2 separate regions of the Homo sapiens genome follow, and region 1 is linked to region 2. Evidence: chromatin contacts called from ENCODE Hi-C or POLR2A ChIA-PET data. All regions are on one chromosome and are shown on one strand. The core of a region is the stretch at or near the end of the contact, and the rest is flanking DNA. Distances in the headings are between cores, read along the strand shown.

Region 1 (7,434 bases), core at 765-3,264, 61 kb after region 2:
ATTTTGTTTTTTATTTATTTATTTATTTTTGAGACGAAGTCTCACTCTGTTGCCAGGCTGGAGTGCAGTGGCGTGATCTCGGCTCACTGCAACCTCCGCCTCCCAGGTTCAAGCGATTCTCCTGCCTCAGCCTCCTGAGTAGCTAGGGCTACAGGCACGCATCACCATGCTCAGCTGATTTTTGTATTTTTAGTAGAGATAGGGTTTCACCATGTTGGCCAGGATGGTCTCCATCTCTTGACGTCATGATCTGCCCGCCTCAGCCTCCCAAAGTGCTGGGGTTAAAGGCGTGAGCCACCATAATTGGCCTAATTTTATTTTTTGTGGACATGGAGTCCTGCCATGTTGCCCACACTGGTCTTGAATTCCTGGCCTCCAGCAATCCTCCTGCCTCAGCCTCCCAAGTAGTTGGGACTGCAGGCTGCACCTGTAGTCTGGGAGGTGGAGTGCCGGGCCTGCCTGTGGACTGCCTGGACTGGGGCTGGGACGGCAGTGCCACCACGCCCGGCTCATTTCTTTTCTTTTTATTTGTAGGGGCGGGGTCTCACTTTGTTGCCCAGGCTGGTCTCAAACTCCTGGCCTCAATCCTCCTGCCTTAGCCTCTCAAAAGGCTGAATTACAGGCATAAGCTACTGTGCCTGGCCATTGTGTATACTTTCTATTGCTAGCCGTTCAAGTTCACTAATGGTTTCTCAGGCAGTGCCTAATCTGCTGTTAATCCCATTGAGTGTATTTTTCTTCTCAGATAGTATAGTTTTTATCCCTAGAAGCTTGATTTTGGGTCTTTAAAAACTCATCTACATCTCTGCTTAATTTTTGGGACATACAGAGCACAATGACAGTATTTGTTGTAAGGTCCTTGTCTGTGGATTCTGGTGTCTGTGTTAGGTCCGGATTTGTTTCCGTCAGTTGATCCCGGCCTCTCCGATCATGGATCATATTTTCCTGCTGCTTTTCATGCCTGGCCCTCGGACCGAATGCCAGACATTGGGATTCGTACCTCGTTGGGTGCTAGAAACTTTTGTAATCCTGTAATTATTCTTGAGCTTTTTTCAGGGATACAGTTAACTTGGAGACAGTTTGATCTTTTGGTGTGTTGCTTTTAAGATTTATTAGAGAATCAGAGAGCTGCATTTAGTCTAGGTGTAGTTATTCCCAATACTGAATCGAGACCTGACAGACTGTTCTACCTCGTGCCCCATGAATATGAATTTTTCCCATCTGACTGGTAGAAACAGGTACTATTTCAAGCTTGCTGTAAACACAGGCATGGTTCCCTCTGGCCTTCTCAGATGATTCTCACCCTGGCCTCAGATCGTGTCCACACACACACACGGGCCAACCAGGACTCTGCTGACTACCCAGGAAACCTGCCACCCATTTCTGGAGTTCTCTGTGTACAGCCCTCTCTTCTCTGCTACTCTGTCCGGCCAGCTAGACGGCGATCTCCCCAGACTCTCGGCCCCCATTTCTGCACCTCGGGTTCTGGCAGGCCCCCTAAGCCCTTGAGGCACTGAGCTGGTGCAGACCCACTCGCTCGCTTTCCTGTGCACAGCAGGCGCTACCCCTCATTGAAAACCATGCGTCTCACGTATTTTCTCCCTTTCTGGTGGGGGGAGGGGGTTATGTTAGGTGTTAGGGTGAACCTGGTCTCTGTTGCTCCATTTGTCCGGTACGTAGTTTTAAAAGTTGAATATTTTTGCGAGGTGTGTCCTTAAAAACAAAACAGCATTCTCCTGCCTCACTTTTCTTTGGCCTCTGACTCCTGTCTAGAGACAGTCTGTTTCAAATCTCACAGCTGTTTCTTCTCTGTTTGTCTCCATATTTCTAAATAACACATTTGTGCTGCTCTTCGTTAATTTTTTCAGTTGAAACATTTGTTTATTAACTTCACGCTATGGGAGATTAGAATGTGGTGCTCTCTCTTTTTTTTTTTTCTTTTTTAAGAGTCTCACACTGTCACCCAGGCTGGAGTCCAGTGGCGTGATCTTGGCTCACTGCAACCTCCGCCTCCTGGACTCAAGCAATCCTCCTTGCCTCAGCCTCCTCAGTAGCTGGGATTACAGGCGTGCACCACTGCACCCTGCTAATTTTTGTTTTTATTTTTTTATTTTTTGAGACGGAGTCTCACTGTGTCGCCCAGGCTGGAGTGCAGTGGCGCGGTCTCGGTTGACTGCAAGCTCCACCTCCCGGATTCACGCCATTCTCCTGCTTGAGTAGCTGGGACTACAGGCACCCACCACCATGCCCGGGTGATTTTTTTTGTATTTTCAGTAGAGACGGGGTTTCACTGTGTTAGCCAGGATGGTCTCCATCTCCTGACCTCGTGATCTGCCCGCCTCAGCCTCCCAAAGTGCTGGGATTACAGGCGTGAGCCACCGCCCCCAACCGTATTTTTTTTTTTTTTTTTTTTTTTTTGTAGCGATGGAGTCTATGTTGTCCAGGCTGGTCTTGAACTCCTGGGCTCAAGCAATCCGCCCACCTGAGCCTCCCAAAGTGCCAGGATTACAGGTGTGAGCCACAGCGCCCAGCTTAGAATGTAGCTCTCTTATACCTCTCTTGTCCCTGCTGTCCACATGGAAGAAGTAGATGTTAATATCGATTAGCTCAATATTTATTTATTTATTTATTTATTTGAGATGGAGTCTCACTTTGTTGCCCAGGCTGGAGTGCAGTTGCATGATCTTGGCTCACTGCAACCTCCACCTCCCAGTTCAAGCTATCCTCATGCCTCAGCCTCACCAGTAGCTGGGATTACAGGCACACACCACCATGCCCAGCTAATTTTTGTATTTTTAGTAGAGATGGGGTTTCACCATGTTGGCCAGGTTGGTCTCGATCCCCTGACCTCAAGTGATCCGCCCACCTTGACCTCCTAAAGTGCTAAGATTATTGGCGTGAGTCACTGTGCCCAGCTTTTTTTTTTTTTTTTTTTTTTGAGATGAAGTTTTGCTTTGTTGCCCAGGCTGGAGTGCACTGGAACGATCTCCGCTCACTGCAACCTCCCCCGGGTTCAAGTGATTCTCCTGCCTCAGGCTCCCAAGTAGCTGGGATTACAAGTGCCCGCCACCACGCCCAGCTAATTTTTGTATTTTTAGTAGAGACGAAGTTTCACCATGTTGGCCAGGCTAGTCTCGAACTGCTGACCTCAGGTGATCTGCCTGCCTCAGCCTCCCAAAGTGTTGGGATTACAGGCGTGAGCCACCGTGCCCGGCCAAGATTTATTTATTTAGTTATTTGGAGACAGGTTCTTGCTTTGCCATCCAGGCTGGAGTGCAGTGGCTCAAAAAGGGCTTACTGTAGCCTCAACCTCCCAGGCTCAAGTGATCTTCCCACCTCAGCTTTCCCAGTAGCTGGGAGCGTGAACCACCACGCCCAACTAATTTATTTTATTTTATTTTATTTTATTTTATTTTATTTTATTTTTTTGAGACGAGTCTCACTCTGTCACCCAGGCTGGAGTGCAATGGCACAATCTCGGCTCACTGCAACCTCCACCTCCCGGGCTCAAGCGATTCTCCTGCCTCAGCCTCCCGAGTAGCTGGGATTACAGGTGCCCGCCACCACACTCAGCTAATTTTTTTTATTTTTAGTAGAGACGGCGTTTCACCACGTTGGCCAGGCTGGTCTCGAACTCCTGACCTCAGGTGATCCACCCACCTTGGCCTCCCAAAGTGTTGGGATTACAGGTGTGAGCCACCGTGCCTGGCCCCAACTACTTTTTATATTTTTTTGTAGAAACAGAGTTTTGCCATGTTGTCCAGGCTGGTCTTGAGCTCCTGAGTTCAGGTAATCCACCTGCCTCGGTCTCCCAATGTGCTGGGATTACGAACGTGAGCCCCTGCAGGGGGCCGACATCAAAATTTAAATGGCCAGTCAGATTGAAGTTTTTCTATGAAACATATCTTGCTTTATTAAAAATTTAAAGTTTTCAAAACATACTTGTAGAAGGCAATTTTCAAATGGTTGTTATGTTTTCAGATATTTTTAGTAATCAGAACAACATAATTTTATTGTTTTACTAATCAGCCAATTTTTGAACTAAATCTGAAGTCACTAAGAGATGATGGTCAATCATGAATATTTGGAAAAAAATTTGTGATATAATTTATAGAAAAGAAATGTTCAGAGTGTATTGAATAATTTTAATAACATATAACTAATTAAGTACATATATTAACTAATTATAACTGTGACATTGAAAATATAAAATCGACTTTAAGCTGGTCAGCATCAAGAAGCTGGAAGATGTTCATGTGGCTTATTTGAAATCTTCCGCTGTGTATCTCCTCCTTCCCAAATGATTTCTCAGTAGGAAGCTATGTTTGAACTCAGAGAAGGAGCTGTTTCTTAAAAATTAAACTGTCTCTGCTGCTCCCAATAGACAAAGGTGCTTAGCTGGTTCCCACTGAAGTACACTAATTCACTGTCTTAATTTAAATTTACCAATATATGCGGGGCATAGTGGCCCATGCCTGTAATCCCAGCACTTTGGGAGGCTGAGGTGGGCGAATCACCTGAGGTCAGGAGTTTGAGACCAGCCTGGCCAACATGGTGAAACCTCGTCTCTACTAAAAATACAAAAAAATTAGCTGGGCATAGTGGCACGCGCCTGTATTCCCAGCTACTAGGGAGGCTGAGGCAGGAGAATCGCTTGAACCTGGGAATCGGAGGTTGCAGTGAGCTGAGATTGCACCATTGTACTCCAGCCTGGACAACAAGAGTGAAACTCTGTCTCAAAAATAAATAAATAAAAATAACTTTAACAACATAGTTCTTCAATTAGTCCATAACTAACTTTTACTATTAGTAGGGTTTTCACTTAAGGGTAAGTGGAATTGAACCCAGTAATTCTTAGGCTGGACCTTAGGTGGATCACCTGAGGTCAGGAGTTCAAGACCAGCCTGGCCAACATGGTGAAACGCCGTCTCTACTAAAAATAAAAAAAATTAGCCGAGTGTGGTGGCGGGCACCTGTAATCCCAGCTACTCGGGAGGCTGAGGCAGGAGAATCACTTGAGCCCGGGAGGTGGAAGTTGCAGTGAGCCGAGATTGTGCCATTGCACTCCAGCCTGGGCGACAGAGTGAGACTTGTCTCAAAAAAATAAAATAAAAACAAATTAGTTGGGCGTGGTGGTTCACGCTCCCAGCTACTGGGAAAGCTGAGGTGGGAAGTAATTCTTGCATCCTGTCTTCGTTTTCCTACCTGGAACTGAGTCCTGGCCTTTGCCTAAGTGAGATAATGGAAAGGAAAGGAAAGTTGGAGAATCTCAGGTCTGGACCTTAGCAGTGAATTCAGCACAATCGCAGAATGTTGAGGTAGAGGAAACTGTTGTAGAGATCAGTTGATCAGTTTTTAATCATTAAATAAAAACGTGAATGAGGCAGTGAAGTAACTTCCCCAAGGTCACACAATGGGTTGCTACAAGAAATGAGAATGAGCATTTGTCATTTCCCAGTGAGAACAGTTTCCATTGTGCCCGGACCTTCAAAGATTAACCTTCATACCAAAGTTTTTGCCTACTTGAAAATTGTATTTAAGTACATAGATCGTGTGAGTGAGTCTACTGCGGGAATGTTATATACATAATTAAAATTATCTCTATTTCACATTTATATATTTGTCCATTAAAACTTGCATAATTAAATAAATGTAAAATATAACTGAGATAATCAGACATCTGTTTTCTTTAATAAACATTAATCTTGAATAGATAATATGGTTAAATGATTTCAAAAAGATAATGTAGTTACATGATTTAAAGTTATAGCTACCGAATTGTGTGTGCAGAGAAATCTTACTCCTACCCTTGCCGCCCCTGCCACCCACTGCTGCCCTCTAGAGGTAAAGTTTTCGTGGTTTCTTTTTATCCTTCAGGCGTTTCTTCATGAGAATGTAACCAAATACAAATATATATTCTCGTTCCGTACTCCACTTTGCCTACACAAAAGGCAGCATACTGTGTACACTATCGTGTCTTTTTCTCCTGCTTTTACTTATTTATTATTATTTTAATAGAGATGAGACCTCACTATGCTGTTCAGGCTGGTCTCAAACTCCTGGGCTCAAGCGATTCTCCCACTTCAGTCTCCCAAAGTGCTAGGATTACAGGCGTGAGCGCTGCGCCCAGCCATATCCTGTTTTTTTAAAGTTTTCTGGCCAGGTGTGGTGGCCCCCGCCTGTAATCCCGACACTTTGGGAGGCCAAGCTTGGCAGATCGCTTGAGCTCAGGAGTTTAAGACCAGCCTGGGCAACATGACGAAACCCTGTCTCTACCAAAAATACAGAAAATTAGCCAGGCGTGGTGGTGTACACCTGCAGTCCTAGCCACCCGGGAGGCTGAGGTGAGAGGATCACTTGAGCCTGGGAGAAAGAGGCTGCAGTGAGCCAGGGCTGTGCCACTACACTCCAGCCTGGGTGACAGAGTGAGACTCCATCTCAAAAAACAACAAAAAAATTTTTTTTTGGCCTAGAGATAATCCCATATACTTGTATATGCTTAGAGATCTTTTTTTTTTCTTTTTTCTTTTTTTGAGACGGAGTCTCTCTGTCACCCAGGGTGGAGTGCAATGGCGCAATCTCGGCTCAGTGCAACCTCTGCCTCTTGGGTTCAAGCAGTTCTCCTGTCTCAGCTTGCCTAGTAGCTGGGACCACAGGAGCCCACCACCACGCCCGGCTAAATTTTTTATATTTTTAGTAGAGATGGGGTTTTACCATGTTGGCCAGGCTGGTCTCGAACTCCTGACTTCAAGTGATCTGCCCACCTCTGCCTCCCGAAGTGCTGGGATTATAGGCGTGGGCCACTGCGCCCGGCCACCGGCTAATTTTTTTATATTTTTAATAGATATGGGGTTTTACCATGTTGGCCAGGCTGGTCTCAAACTCCTGACTTCAGGTGATCTGCCCACCTCTGCCTCCCGAAGTGCTGGGATTACAGGCGGGGACCGCTGTGCCCGGCCACCGTTTTAGTTTTTACACTGAAATTATTCATGCTGCTTCTGTCTTATACTGTTGTGGGTTCTTGATTTATGGTGTTTCGGGCTTCATTTTCACACAACTTGGAATGTGCGGGTTTTCTCTGTTCCCTGGTTTCACTGAAGATGTCGTTTCTAATGAGAGATGTGTATACGTCTGTGTGCACGTGCATGTATGTGTATGCAGTTGGCATTCATTCCTGTTGCTCTGTATTGGTTTTTAGAGTGGGAAGATGTGGGGCTAGGCCATCATTATGCTCTTTCTAGAACTGGAACCTACTAGATATTAATTTTTATTTACACAAATTGTAATTTGATGCTTTAAATTGGAGAGGGAATCGGGTAAATTATTCGGCTAAATTATTAAATTGACACATCACTTTTTTTTGCAGTAGTAACGTTTTGTTAAAATGAGCGAATTTGTTATCACATTCTCAGCTTTCAGGAAGGTGAGCTGAGA
Region 2 (7,686 bases), core at 611-3,110:
TTTTAAAAGGCCAGGTGCAGTGGCTCATGCCTGTAATCTCAGCATTTTGGGAGGCCAAAGCAGGTGGATCACCTGAAGCCAGGAGTTCAAGTCCCACCTGGCCAACATGGCAAAACCCCGTCTCTACTAACAACACAAAAAAATTAGCCAGGCATGGTGGCGCATGCTTGTAATCTCAGCTACTTGGGAGGCTGAGCATGAGAATCATTTGAACCTGGGAGGTGGAGGCTACAGTGAGCTGAGATTGCGCCACTGCACTCCAGCCTGGGAAAGAGCAAGACTCTGTCTCAAAAAAAAAATAAATAAATAAAGTAAAATAAAAAATAAATTTTTTTTCAGCAATATGGACTTTTTAAAGAATTTCAAAAGAATTTTTACAAACAGCCAGGCACGGTGGCTCATGCCTATAATCCCAGCACTTTGGGAGGCTGAGGCGGGCGGATCACGAGGTCAGGAGATCGAGACCATGGTGAAACCCCGTCTCTGCTAAAAATACAAAAAATTAGCCGGGCGTGGTGGCGGGCGCCTGTAGTCCCAGCTACTGGGGAGGCTGAGGCAGGAGAATGGCGTGAACCTGGGAGGCAGAGCTTGCAGTGAGCTGAGATCACGCCACTGCACCCCAGCCTGGGGGTGACAGAGTGAGACTCCGTCTCAAAAAAAAAAAAAGAATTTTTACAAACATAGCTTTACACAACTCTGTAAAGTTAGCTGGGATAAAACTACCCATTTTACAGATGAGAAACTGAGGCAGAACGGAATCAAATAATTTTTTTTTTTTTTGAGATGGAGTCTCACTCTGTCGCCAGGCTGGAGTGCAGTGGCACGATCTCGGCTCATTTGCAACCTCCACCTCCCGGGTTCAGGTGATTCTCCTGTCTTAGCCTCCCGAGTAGCTGGGACTACAGGCATGTACCACCATGCCCAGCTAATTTTTTTATTTTTATTTTTAGTAGAGACGGGGTTTCACCATGTTGGCCAGGATGGTCTTGATCTCTGGACCTTGTGATCTGCTCACCTCGGCCTCCCAAAGTGCTGGGATTATAGGAGTGGGCCACCACGCCTGGCAGGATCAAATAATTTAAGGTCATATAGCTTCTTAATGGCATTGTGACAATAAACAAGACAGCTTAGTGATCCCATTAGCTCAATGATTTGTTTGAATCCTATTTTCCTTTGGAATTGTTTCTTCTCAAACACCTGCTCCATCGAGAACAATATTGAAAAGCAGGAACATCAGGTTCCCTCTTACCTGTGTGTTGTATGGTGGTCATCGCCTGAGCGTTACACTGAAGCTGTAACATGTGTCTCAGCATCGCCACTCCCCAAATAGTCACGTCAGGACACAATTCAGGTGTCACTGCTGCTTTAAGCTGAGAGGAGTTCACAATCCTCTCAGTTGGGATGGCCTGTAAACTGGCTGCTTCTAGCTGTCTGCACAGTGCAGAAACACAGAGAGCACAGAGGAATTTGTGCTCTGGGCTATGGTTTTCAGTGTGGGGCAAAAGGTTGAAGACAGCATTATAATTATTTTCATACTTCCCATTAATATCGCATCCAGGAATTGGGGTCTCAACGATGTTGCCATTTTTCTCACTCTCCCCTAGGCCATAATTAAGTGTCTTGACCTGATTGTTGCTTTCAGGTAAACAGATGTCCTTGTTACTAATCTTATCACAAAGCTTCGTTATGATTTTGCGAACATCCTCAAATCCCACCAAAAGAGTCAACCTCAGGGCAATGTGGCAAAAGACACCCAGTGTGAGAAGCAGCCCTCCCAGAGGACATTCTGTCCTGTGGTAGAGCTCCCAGGCCTGCTGCAAACACTCCTGGCTGCAATACTTGGCATAACTGCATCCGTCACACGGAACTGTGGCCAAAGTGTGCTTCAAACATCGGTGACAATAGAGGTCCCCATTGGTGACTCTGGTGTCCCATTTGCTGTCTAGGCCGTGATGCGGTGGTGGCAGTTCTCCTGGGTTGAGAACACTCACAAAAGCATCCTCCTGCACCAGGAGCTCTCCTGGGAGAATATCTTTTGTGGCAACGAGACAGCGACCTTTTAAAGGATCTACGCATAAGCCGATGGATGATGAGGCATTGGAAAGTTGTTCATTCTCCTCCCTCAGCGCTGCATCCTCAAGGGTTTTGGCCAGAGCTGCTGGGAAGCTTTCTGTGAGACTGTCCTTTTCTTGCATCTTCATTTTCAGACGATGGAGGTTTCTCTGCAGAGTCTGAGGGAGGACATCTGCTAGGGCTGGTGTGGCTGTGAAGTTCCTTTCAAGATCACTGATGGTCTGGCTTGCCTCCTGCAGTCTCCCCAGGGCCACCAGACATTCTGCTTTACGTAACATAATCTTGGGTTGCAACCTTTCTGGATACCCATGTGTCTGTGCTCTGTTAATGTCTTTAAGACACGTCTGAAAACAGAAAGAAAATCCCACAATGACCCTTGGTCCCTATTCTTCAATGTTTACTGAAAATGTTTCCAAAAATCTACAGGAAAGTTAAGGATTATTAAAAAATGGAACAATTACAACCACATGCTTATTAAAATCATATAGTTCTGTGTGATCCTTTGAGTGATTAGCAATACTTGTTGAGGATATTGTTATGCTTAATGTTTTTGGATTAAATTTTTTCTTTTTTTTTGAGACGGAGTCTCGCTCTGTCGCCCAGGCTGGATTGCAGTGGTGCGACCTTGGCTCACTGCAAGCTCCACCTCCTGGGTTCACGCCATTCTCCTGCCTCAGCCTCCTGAGTAGCTGGGACTACAGGTGCCCGCCACCACACCCAGCTATTTTTTTTTGTATTTTTAGTAGAGACGGGGTTTTGCCATGTTAGCCAGGATGGTTTCGATCTCCTGACCTCATGATACGCCCGCCTCAGCCTCCCAAAGTGCTGGGATTACAGGCATGAGCCACTGCGCCCAGCCCCTGGATTAAATATTTCTATTTTTTAAGGAAAAAGAAGTCTTATGAATAGAAGAATTATAGCATGGTGACTAACAGGCAGGCTTTGAAAAAAAAAAAAAAAAAAAAAGAGGCAGGCTTTGAGTCCAAGCAGACCTGCATTCAAATACACTCTGCTGGCCGGGTGCGGTGGCTCATGCCTGTAACCCCAGCACTTTAGGAGGCCGAGGCGAGCAGATCACGAGGTCAGGTGATCGAGACCATCCTGGCTAACATGGTGAAACCCCATCTCTACTAAAAACACAAAAAATTAGCTGGGCGTGGTGGTGGGCGCCTGTAGTCCCAGCTACTCAGCAGGCTGAGGCAGGAGAAACGCTTGAACCTGGGAGGCTGAGGTTGCAGCGAGCCGAGATCATGCCACTGAACTCCAGCCTGGGTGACAGAGCGACACTCTGTCTCAAAAACAAACAAACAAACAAAAAACCAAATACACTCTGCCTCTTACTAGCCACATGACCTTGTGCAATCGACTTAATTTCTGTGTCTTAATTTTATCTAAAAAACAGGGATAATAATATCTCCCAGTGTTGTTTTAAGGATAAAAGGAAATAATATATCTAACATGCCAAAAGGAGCACCTGGAACACAGTATGTGCTCAATAAATGATAATCATTATTATAAGAAGGAAAACATTTGGGCATGGTGGCTCACGCCTGTAATCCCAGCATTATGGGAGACCGAGGTGGGCGGATCACTTGAGTCCAGGAGTTTGAGACCAACCCGGACAACACAGATGAGACCCTGGGCTCTATAAAAAAATTAAACAATTAGCCAGGCCTGGTGGCACATACCTGTAGTCCTAGCTACTCATGAGACTAAAGCAGGAAGACTGCTTGAGCCCAGGAGTTTGAGATCACAGTTAGCTATGATCGAGTCACTGCACTCCAGCCTGGGTAACAGAGACCCTGTCTCAAAAATAAAAAAAAATAAAGAAAAAGGAAAACAGAAACAATCAATAAAGAAAAGTTATAAAGGGTTCAATGTATTGCAAGTTCTTTTTCCTAATCACTGGCCTCAGCAGTCCAGGACTTTCTTGTTTAGGGTCAAGGGTTAGATTCCTGCTTTTCTCTTTTAGTCTGAAGGGCAGTAAGTGTGGACTTCTTACTATTCCAATAGTTCTCAACCCTAGGGTATAATTTGAATTTTTGTAGAATGTTGAAACAGATGTATCAAAATGGCATTTTAGAGCTTGTCCTTAGACCTCTCTAATACAAATGCCAGATGCCTCAGAGGTATCCTCCTAAAACATTAATCCGATTTTGGTCACTTCCTGTTTTAAAAACTCAACTGACACGGCTGGGCGCAGTGGCTCACGCCTGTAATCCCAGCACTTTGGGAGGCTGAGGCGGGAGGATCACAAGGTCAGGAGTTTGAGACCAGCCTGACCAACATGGTGAAACGCCATCTCTACTTAAAATTAGCCGGGCGTGGTGGTGCACGCCTGTAGTCCCAGCTACTCAGAGGCTGAGGCAGGAGAATCGTTGAACCCGGGAGGCGGAGGTTGCAGTGAGCAGAGATCACGCCACTGCACTGACGCCTGGGCGACAGAGCGAGACACTGTCTCAAAAAAACAAAACAAAACAAAACAAAAACTCCACTGACAAAGTCCTCAACTTTTTCTCTGTTGCAACAATTAGGGGATGAGAAGAATGTCATTCACAGAAAGCTGACCTCACAGGCAGACACGGGCAGTTCAAGGTAGGTTTTCCTTTTGCACTCACGACACTTAAGAAGGCTGAGCTATTACTACAGGGATAATCTTAAACACGCTCTACTTATTTAAAGCAGCAAACAGTATACTTTGCAAACACTTGGAACCTGAAGTATTAGCAGCAACATGTCACTTGGCTGATCCTGACACTGAACACTGCTGACCTCTTGGACAGTCCACATCCCCATGGAATGTCCCATAGCTCGCTCTTTCCTTTCTCTTTTGAGACAGAGTCCTGTCTTACCCAAGCTGGAGTGCAGTGGCACGATCTCAGCTCACTGACTCACTGCAACATCTGCCTCCCAGGTTCAAGAGATTCTCCTGCCTCAGCCTCCTGAGTAGCTGGGATTACAGGCGCCCACCACCCGCCCAGCTGATTTTTGTATTTTTAGTAGAGACGGGGTTTCACCATGTTGGCCAGGCTGGTTTCGAACTCCTGACCTCAAGTGATCCGTCTGCCTTGGCCTCCCAAAGTGCTGGGATTACAGGCGTGAACCACCATGCCTGGCCCCATAGCTCTTTCTTGTCAATCAACACTATCCCATATGGTCACCTGTGATCAGTGAAATGACTCAGGAGAAAGGGCGAGTTCAGTTAGTTTTTTTTTTTTTTGAGACAGAGTCTGTTGCCAGGCTGGAGTGCAGTGGTGCGATCTGGGCTCACTGCAACCTCTGCCTCCTGGGTTCAAGCAATACTCCTGCCTCAGCCACTGAAGTAGCTGGGACTACAGGTGCCTGCCACCATGCCCAGCTCATTTTTTGTATTTTTAGTAGAGATGGGGTTTCACCATTTTGGCCAGGATGGTCTTGAACTCCAGACCTCATGATCCGCCTGCCTCAGCCTCCCAAAGTGTTGGGATTACAGGCATGAGCCACTGTGCCTGGCCTAGTACATTTTTTTGAGATAGAGTCTCACTCTGTCACCCAGGCTGGAGTGCAGTGGTGCGATCTCGGCTCACTGTAACCTCTACCTCCCGAGTTCGAGTGATTCTCCTGCCTCAGCCTCCTGAGTAGCTGGGACTACAGATGCATGCTACTACACCCGGCTAATTTTTATCCCTGTATTTTTAGTAGAGACAGGGTTCCACTGTGTCGGCCACGCTGGTCTTGAACTCTTGACCTCAGGTGATCCGCCCGCCTTGACCTCCCAAAGTGCTGAGATTACAGGCAATGAGCGCCCAGTCCGACTTTAGGTAGATATTAATGTGCTTCCAATTCAACCAATAGCAGCATGACATGATTTTAGTGTTCTATGGAAGAAGCAGAGATGAAGGTCTAGTCCTCCAGTAAGAAGCCCTCCGGATCCTGTCCTCTCATACCAGGTATCCTGATACTCACCTCATACTGACCCAGGTGGAAGAGGGCTGCCGAGCGGTTAGCATGACACAGTGACATGTCCTCAGTGTTAGGCCTTGAATGTGACACTCCCTGCAAAACAATGAACTGGTTAAAAGTATAAATGGACACCAGCATCTCTGAAGAACATTTTTCAGATATTCCGGGCTCTAGTACTGAAGACTGTGTGAAACTGGGAAAGTTACTGAACCTCTTTGTGCTTCAGCTTATCTTTTAACTACCTGAGAGCAAAGCTGTGAAGAGCAAGTGAGGACATCAGTATTAAAAGCACTTTGTCAGATACAGCTTCAACCACAAACAATACTGAAGGTGGATAAAAAACTGAGGGACATACCTGCAAGCATAATATCCTACAACCTGAATATAACAAAGGGTGGGTGGCACAAATAGAAATTCACAAAAGAAGAAACACAAATAGTTATAGAAAACAAATGATTAATTCACATATGGATAGCCAAATAGATGAAAATGAACGCAAAAAAGGGATACTAGGCTGGGTGCAGTGGCTCACGTCTGTAATTCCAGCACTTTGGGAGGCTGAGGCATGTGGATCACTTGAGGCCAGGAGTTCGAGACCAGCCTGACCAATATGGCAAAACCCCGTCTCTACTAAAAATACAAAAAAATAGCAGGGCATGGTAATGTGCGCCTGTAATCCCAGCTACTTGGGAGGCTGAGGCATGAGAATGGCTTGAACCTGGGAGGTGGAGGTTAGGTTGCAGTGAGCTGAGATAGTGCCTGAGTGACAGAGTTGGACTGTCACAAACAAACAAAAAAGAATACTTTTTTCTACCATCAAATTGGCAAGGATTAATAATAACCATAAATATGGTACTCAAGTAAATGTAGGAAAGATGGTGATTACTCAGTAAAACTACTGGGATGAGACCGGGCATGGTGGCTCATGCCTGTAATCCCAGCACTTTGGGAGGTCAAGGCAGGTGGATCACTTGAGGTGAGGAGTTTGAGACCTGCCTGGCTAACATGGCAAAACCCCATCTCTACTAAAAATACAAAAATTAGCCAGGCATGGTGGCGCACGCCTGTAATCCCAGTTACTCGGGTGGGTGAGGCAGGAGAATTGCTTGGACTCAGGAAGCAGAGGTTGCAGGGAGCTGAGATCATACCACTGCACTCCAGTCTGGGCAGCAGAGTGAGACTCTGTCTCAAAAAAATAAATTAATAATAAAATAATAATATATATATATATGTATAAGTAGGTAGACAATGAGCAAAATAAAGTGATGAATCTTTCATTGGATAAATTCCAAATACATCAAATTCTTTTTTTTTTTTTTGAGACGGAGTCTCGCTCTGTCGCCCAGGCTGGAGTGCAGTGGCTCGATCTCGGCTCACTGCAACCTCCAACTCCCGGGTTCGCGCCATTCTCCTGCCTCAGTGCCCCCGAGTAGCTGGGACTACAGGCGCCCGCCACCACGCCTGGCCAATTTTTTGTATTTTTTAGTAGAGATGGGGTTTCACCGTGTTAGCCAGGATGGTCTCGATCTCGTGACCTCGTGATCCGCTCGCCTCGGCCTCCCAACAAATACATGAAATTCTTTAATGTAAAAACAAAACTATAGAAGTGCTGGAAGAACTGTAGAAAGCATGTAAAGTATTGCTGGACGAATCCCTAACTCTGACACAAAA

What was found. Hi-C counts contacts between places; a loop is a spot of excess contacts on that map. ChIA-PET counts read pairs that join two places held with the same protein, here RNA polymerase II (POLR2A). Pooled maps may share reads with other maps.
Region 1: a loop to region 2 is called in a map of endothelial cell of hepatic sinusoid, with 6 times the contacts of the local background. The contact joins two enhancer-like sites. A Hi-C loop is called at or near these places in 4 of 168 maps with a recorded cell type or tissue (HepG2, endothelial cell of hepatic sinusoid, esophagus muscularis mucosa and 1 more) and 7 of 50 pooled maps. POLR2A ChIA-PET finds 5 or more read pairs at or near these places in 4 of 52 experiments (A549, MCF 10A, PC-9 and 1 more).

Annotation. Positions count from the first base shown.
Region 1 is chr17:1,859,802-1,867,235 of GRCh38, forward strand. The region is part of intron 5 of RPA1 (replication protein A1); the gene reads left to right. Among named protein-coding and RNA genes, the nearest start is that of RPA1, 34 kb to the left of the region's middle. Within about 2 kb of position 2,015, at least 6 of the 41 ENCODE cell types and tissues checked have a DNase peak (open chromatin) inside an H3K27ac peak, as active enhancers do; they include gastrocnemius medialis, where a contact is called at or near this core.
Region 2 is chr17:1,798,608-1,806,293 of GRCh38, forward strand. SMYD4 (SET and MYND domain containing 4) reads right to left here. Exons shown (of 11, transcript NM_052928.3): 4 at 6,019-6,108; 5 at 1,250-2,417. Among named protein-coding and RNA genes, the nearest start is that of SMYD4, 27 kb to the right of the region's middle. RefSeq lists a silencer at 5,048-5,342. Within about 2 kb of position 1,861, at least 5 of the 41 ENCODE cell types and tissues checked have a DNase peak (open chromatin) inside an H3K27ac peak, as active enhancers do; they include gastrocnemius medialis, where a contact is called at or near this core.